Linked DNA regions of Homo sapiens: region 2 is linked to region 1. Evidence: chromatin loops called from intact Hi-C (ENCODE). Cell type or tissue: ovary. All regions are shown on one strand. Links, peaks and the distances in the headings refer to the core of each region. The heading gives the core; the rest is flanking DNA.

Region 1 (2,901 bases), core at 278-2,777:
CCCGGCCTGCCCTCTCTGCCTGCCCCTGTTCTTACTTCCAGCTTGGTCTGTGCAAGGCTTGCAATTTAATTTCCTTCCATTCCAAAGCAGTCTCTTGCCAGCCCTCTGAGGAATTCATAGTTTGCTAGTTTCATCCAAGAAAAGTTTTGAGAGAGACCTTTGTTGTACTGTGAATTTCCTGTTTCATGTCAAGAACCTGCCTTCTAGGAAGGGCAGCTGTGGCAGGGTGGTGTAAAGATTGTTCTTCATGGAAAATTTAGCATTCATTTAATAACTGCATATTTAAAACACCTCCCACGTGCCAGGCCCTGTGCTGGCGACCCTAGGCGATGGCCTTCCCACAGAGGGTGAGGAGAGGGCTAGCGAATGGGTGAGTGCAGTTGACCTCTGTTCTGATGGGCAGATGGCAGGGGCGGGTTCAGGAGGTGGAGGCCAGAGGAGGATTGCGTGTCTTGGGGGAAGCCAGTGGTCTTGCAGAAATGGTCAGAACATGTTTCTGGTCTGCTTTAAAGAAGGAATGGAGCATAATCCAAGTTAGACTAAGAGACAGCCCAGTCACCTTTGTCTGGAAGATGTTGAGCTGGCAGCATGAGTTAGGGGAGCAGAAGTCCCCCCAGTCACAGACGCTTTCTGGCGGTGCTTCCCTGGGGGCTCTGCCAGGGAGGGCTGCCCTCCACTGCTGCAGGCTCCCTTGTGGGCTTTGTAAAAAAAATTTTTAGACAGGGTCTCTCTCTGTCACCCAGGCTGAGGTGCAGTGGCACCATGATAGCTCACTGCACCCTCCAACTCCTGGGCTCCAGGGATCCTCCCACCTCAGCCTTCCAAGTAGCCAGGACCACAGGCACAGGCTACCACTCCCTGCTACTTTTTTCTTTTTCTTTTTCTTTTTTTTTTGAGACAGAGTCTTGCTCTGTCGTCCGGGCTGGAGTGCAGTGATGCGATCTCGGCTCACTGTACTCTCCGCCTCCCAGGTTCACGCCATTCTCCGGCCTCAGCCTCCCAAGTAGCTGGGAGTACAGGCGCCCGCCACCACGACGCCTGGCTAATTTTTTTTGTATTTTTAGTAGAGACGGGGGTTTCACCATGTTAGCCAGGATGGTCTCGATCTCTTGACCTCGTGATACACCCGCCTCGGCCTCCCAAAGTGGTGGGATTACAGGCGTGAGCTACCGTGCCCGGCCTTCTTTTCTTTTTCTTTTTTTTTTTTTAAAGAGACGAGGTCTTGTTATATTGCCCAGGCTGGTCTGGAACTCGTGAGCTCAAGTGATCCTCCCGCCTCAGCCCTCCAAGTGCTGGGATTACAGGCGTGAGCCACTGCACCTGGCCCATTGTGGGACTTTTAGAGCAGCTTTTCCTGAGTACCCTGTGAAGAAGGGTCCCCGTGGAGGTCTGCGTAGGAAATGTCCCTGCTCCTCTCCTTGAAGATTGACGGGGCACAGCCTAACAGCTCTGCCAGGCCCATCAGGAGCCTGCCCAGGGTTTCTGGGCATGAGTCGTCCAGGGTGTCCCTTCCTTTGTGACACCTGACGCATTCATTGCCACCTTGCCACCTTCTGAGGCATCACAGAACTTCACGCGTTGCCTCCTCAGATCTTGACTTGAAATTGCCTTGGGGGCGGGCTGGGGGTGCAGGCCGTCGACCCTTTCCGGCCCGCCGTGGCTGGTTTGTTTGGATTTTGAGTTGGACGCCCTTCTTTGTGTTTCTTGAGCGCCACCTGTTGGTCATAGAGATATTACCGAAACTCGGGGTGGAACGGTGATCCCAGTTGGGAGTTCTGGTCTCTGTGTTGCTGCTGAAGTCTGACTGTGTTTGACGTAAACACCCAAAGAAAAGGGAAACATTTCAGCTCACGGAGAGGAAGAAGAGGGGACCCTCAAACTAAACTTTGAGGTTTCTAGCCTGTAAGGCTAAATTTCCCTGCGTCTTGCCGCTCCCCTCATTGTGTGTGATTAAAGCTGTTGGTATGACACCCTCTGCCCTCCAGCTTTGTCTGCTGTACCCCCTGCCTTCAGACTCCCTTTTTTGGTTGGTTATTTTTGTTTGTTTGTTTTCTGAGACGGTCTTGCTCTTTCACTTAGGCTGGAGTGCATTGGTGCCATCATGGCTCACTGCAACCTCAAACACCTGGGCTCAAGCGACCTTCCTGCCTCAGTCTCCCCAGTAGCTAGGACTACAGACGCATGCCACCATGCCCTGTTCACACATTGAGGGCTTTTCACTGCCTCGATCAGGCTGAGTTCTGCTCACTGGGGCCACCACAGGCCAGGCAGAAGGAACTGTGTGGGCTTTGTCGAGCTGGCTTTCCCTATCCACTAGGCCTTTGCTTAAACGCCACTTCCTCCAGAAAGCCTCCCCTCACTGCTCTGGTCAGGTTGGCTATCCACCTTGTGCCCACAGCCATCTGCCCTTCAGGACGCTGAGCACAGAGGCATGACGTGTGCTCCCACCCAAGGCGTGCTGCATGAGGGGAACCTCCCCGCCTCAGCTGTCCCCCACCCTCAGCCGTCCCCCGCCCCAGCCGTCCCCCGCCCTCAGCTGTCCCCCTCCTCAGCCGTCCCCCCACCCTCAGCCGTCCCCCACCTCAGCCGCCCCCCCGCCCTCAGCCGTCCCCCACCTCAGCCGTCCCCCTGCCCTCAGCCGTCCCCCTCCTCAGCCGTCCCCCCACCCTCAGCCGTCCCCCTCCTCAGCCGTCCCCCGTCCTCAGCCGTCCCCCACCTCAGCCGCCCCCCCGCCCTCAGCCGTCCCCCACCTCAGCCGTCCCCCTCCTCAGCCGTCCCCCGCCCTCAGTCCTCGGCTCTTCACAGTGCAGAGCAGATGAGGCTTCTGCAGCTACGCAATCCCACCCTCAGGGCTGGCCTGGCACTCGGAGCTGACCTCTGCCCAGGTCTCTGTTCCTGGTG
Region 2 (2,901 bases), core at 113-2,612, 200 kb before region 1:
CCTCCTGAGTAGCTGGGGCTACAGGCATGTACCACCACGCCCAGCTAATTTTGTTCATTTTTGGTAGACATAAGGTGGCACTGTGTTGCCCAGGCTGGTCTTGAACTCCTGGGCTCAAGTGATCCTCCCCTCTTGGCCTCCCAAAGTGTTGGGATTACAGGGGTGAGCCATTATACCCCATCTTGTTTTGTTTTTTAAGTACAAAATGTTCCAGCCTCTTTTAAAAAACATTTCATAATTCCTAGGTGAGGCTAACACTAAGACTGGCTGACTGGGAATAGAAAAGGTGAATAAATGGTGAGTAGCAGCACATATGGAATCATGATATTTTATTTCTTTTTAAAGAAAACCCAAAGAGGTAGCAAGTCAAAGCTTTCCTTACAATTGGAGGATGCAGAAACAGATGAGCTTTTAAGAGACCTGAGCACACAAATTGAATTTCTTGATTTGGATCAAATCAGTCCTGAGGAACAACAGATTAGTTCCCCTGAAAGGCAGCCCTCAGGAGAGCTTGAGGAGAAAACCGACCGGATGCCCCAAGATGAACTGGGACAAGAAAGAAGGGACTTGGAGCCAGAAAACAGAGAGGAGGGACAAGAAAGGAGAGTATCCGACATCCAGTCCAAAGCAGGGATCTCCCGGGAGTCACTGGTGTCCAGCACCACAGAGGACATTCTGTTTCAAAAGGATAAAAGCACCCCGGTGTATCCCTTGGTAAGTGTAATGCTTTTAAATCTCCCCCAGTGCTTTTGAGAGTGTTGCGCAATAGGGGAATTTTATGCATGTTGGGGGAAAAAGAATACCACCAGAAGGATACTTTTTAAACTAATAATAGACTTGTGTTTTTTTTTTTAAGACAGTCTTGCTTTGTCGCCCAGGCTGGAGTGCAGTGGCACGATCTTGGCTCACTGCAGCCTCCACCTCCCAGGTTCAAGCAATTCTTGTGCCTCAGTCTCCCGAGTAGCTAGGATTACAGGCATGAGCCACCACGCCTGGCTAATTTTTGTATTTTTAGTAGAGATGGCGTCTCGCCACGCCATGTTGGCCAGGTTGGTCTTGAACTCCTGACCTCAGATCATCCACCTGCTTCGGTCTCCCAAAGTGCTGGGATTACAGGCGTGAGCCACCACGCCCGGCCTAGACTTGTGTCTTTTTTTTTTTTTTTTTTTTTTGGAGACACAGTTTCACTCTTTTTGCCCAGGCTGGAGTGCAATGGCACGATCTTGGCTCACTGCAACCTCCGCCTCCCGGGTTCAAGCGATTCTCCTGCCTCAGCCTCCCAAGTAGCTGGGATTACAGGCGCCTGCCACCATGCCTGGCTTTTTTTGTATTTTTAGTAGAGATGGGATTTCACCATGTTGGCCAGGGTGATCTCGATCTCTGGACCTCGTGATCCGCCCACCTCGGCCTCCCAAAGTGCTGGGATTACAGGCGTGAGCCACCACGCCCGGCCTAGACTTGTGTCTTTTAAAGTTCGGTTAAGAGCTCCGACTGGAACACGTGTGACTGAACATGAACTTGAGAGCGGCATCTGCGTTCAATGGTGTTGCTCAGCAGGCAGGAAATTCCAGACATAGTTTGTCTGTTGCATAGGGTGCTATTTCACGTGGGAGATCCAAACTCCATTCCGCCCCTTTCCCCAGCTTCCTCCTCCCCCTTTCCTTCCCGCTTCCTCTCCCTCTTCTTCCCTTCCCTCTTCTTCCCCTCCCCTCTCCTTTCCCTTTTCTCTCTTCCCTCCTGTCTCCTCTCCTTTTTTCTCTCACATTGTAAAACTCCTCCTTCATGCTGCCAATTCCACCCCTTCCCCTTCTTGCCTCACCTCTTCTGCCTTTATCTTTACATGACCCCAAAACCATCCATTCCAAGAGGGTCCCAGAGTGGAAGGTAATGGAGGAGTGAAAGCCGCAGTGAAAAGCCCCAGGCAGTCCAGAGGAATCTGCCTTTGCCACTGCTGAAAATATTCCAGGGAGGCACCATCTGCGAGGAGTAAAAATATTATCATTTACCAGGAGAAGGAAAAGGAGGAGTTTTTTCCTTCTTCCTCCATCTGCTACTTTCTGAAAATTGTTTCCTAGGATTCATCCTTCCTGTAGATTCATGCCTTTGGAAGATGTGGAAGCGATTGAATGGATATCAAATACTTAATGTAGTTCCTAAGACATAGTGAGTACTCAGTAAGTGTCCGCAACTGTGTGTCATGACGATGACGGTGGCAAGACGTCTGGAGGGAAATGCAGGCAACTGGAAACCTCCTTTCTGCATATGGGCTTCATTTGAGCCCCGTGTGACAGCCTCTCTCCCACAGCTTGCAACTGTTCACTCCGAGAGAAAGAATAATTGAGCTTTAGGGCTCACAAAGACTCTTGTCTTGTTTAGCCAGCAAACATAAATCAGGCAATGTCTCTAAGAAGGTGTATTCTTTGTGTCAGGGGCACAGCTATCTGGACTTGGCAAGAGCCACTCCCCCAAGTTTTGGGTCTCGCTTAGCCTTGGTCTCACTGCGGAACCAAAACGGCAGAACCAAAAATTTTCTAGACTGTCTTCCTTTACAAATTACTTTAGCTTTTATTTATTTATTTATTTTTTGAGGTGGAGTCTTGCTCTGTCACCTAGGCTGGAGTGCAGTGGCGTGATCTTGGATCACTGCAACCTCCACCTCCTGGGTTCAAGTGATTCTCCTGCCTCAGCCTCCCGAGTAGCTGGGACTACAGGCATGCACCACCACGCCCAGCTAATTTTTTGTAATTTTTTTTTTTTTTTTTTTTTTTTTAGTAGAGACGGAGTTTCACCGTGTTAGCCCGGATGGTCTTGATCTCCTGACCATGCAATCTGCCCGCCTAGGCCTCCCAGAGTGCTGGGATTACAGGCGTGAGCCACCATGCCCGGCCTTTTTTAAGAGAC

Evidence for each region. A loop is a pair of places that touch in the nucleus more often than their neighbours do. Peaks named below come from ENCODE experiments on the same cell type or tissue, not always from the same donor. Only the 100,000 strongest peaks of a DNase experiment are listed, where the experiment ranks them.
Region 2: it touches region 1 in a loop (2.7-fold over the local background); 48 of 110 quality-filtered maps call a loop at or near these places.

The regions. Positions count from the first base shown.
Region 1 is chr12:122,121,666-122,124,566 of GRCh38, forward strand. All of the region lies in intron 1 of MLXIP (MLX interacting protein), which reads left to right. Among named protein-coding and RNA genes, the nearest start is that of MLXIP, 44 kb to the left of the region's middle. In ovary, for the core only: a CTCF peak has its summit at 1,700 (motif pointing left); a DNase peak (open chromatin) is centred at 1,697; H3K27ac peaks cover 1,690 bases.
Region 2 is chr12:121,923,277-121,926,177 of GRCh38, forward strand. CFAP251 (cilia and flagella associated protein 251) reads left to right here. Exons shown (of 22, transcript NM_144668.6): 3 at 346-714. Among named protein-coding and RNA genes, the nearest start is that of CFAP251, 6.1 kb to the left of the region's middle. RefSeq lists enhancers at 1,206-1,884, 1,447-1,741. In ovary, for the core only: no CTCF peak of the experiment used is centred there; a DNase peak (open chromatin) is centred at 1,517; H3K4me3 peaks cover 716 bases.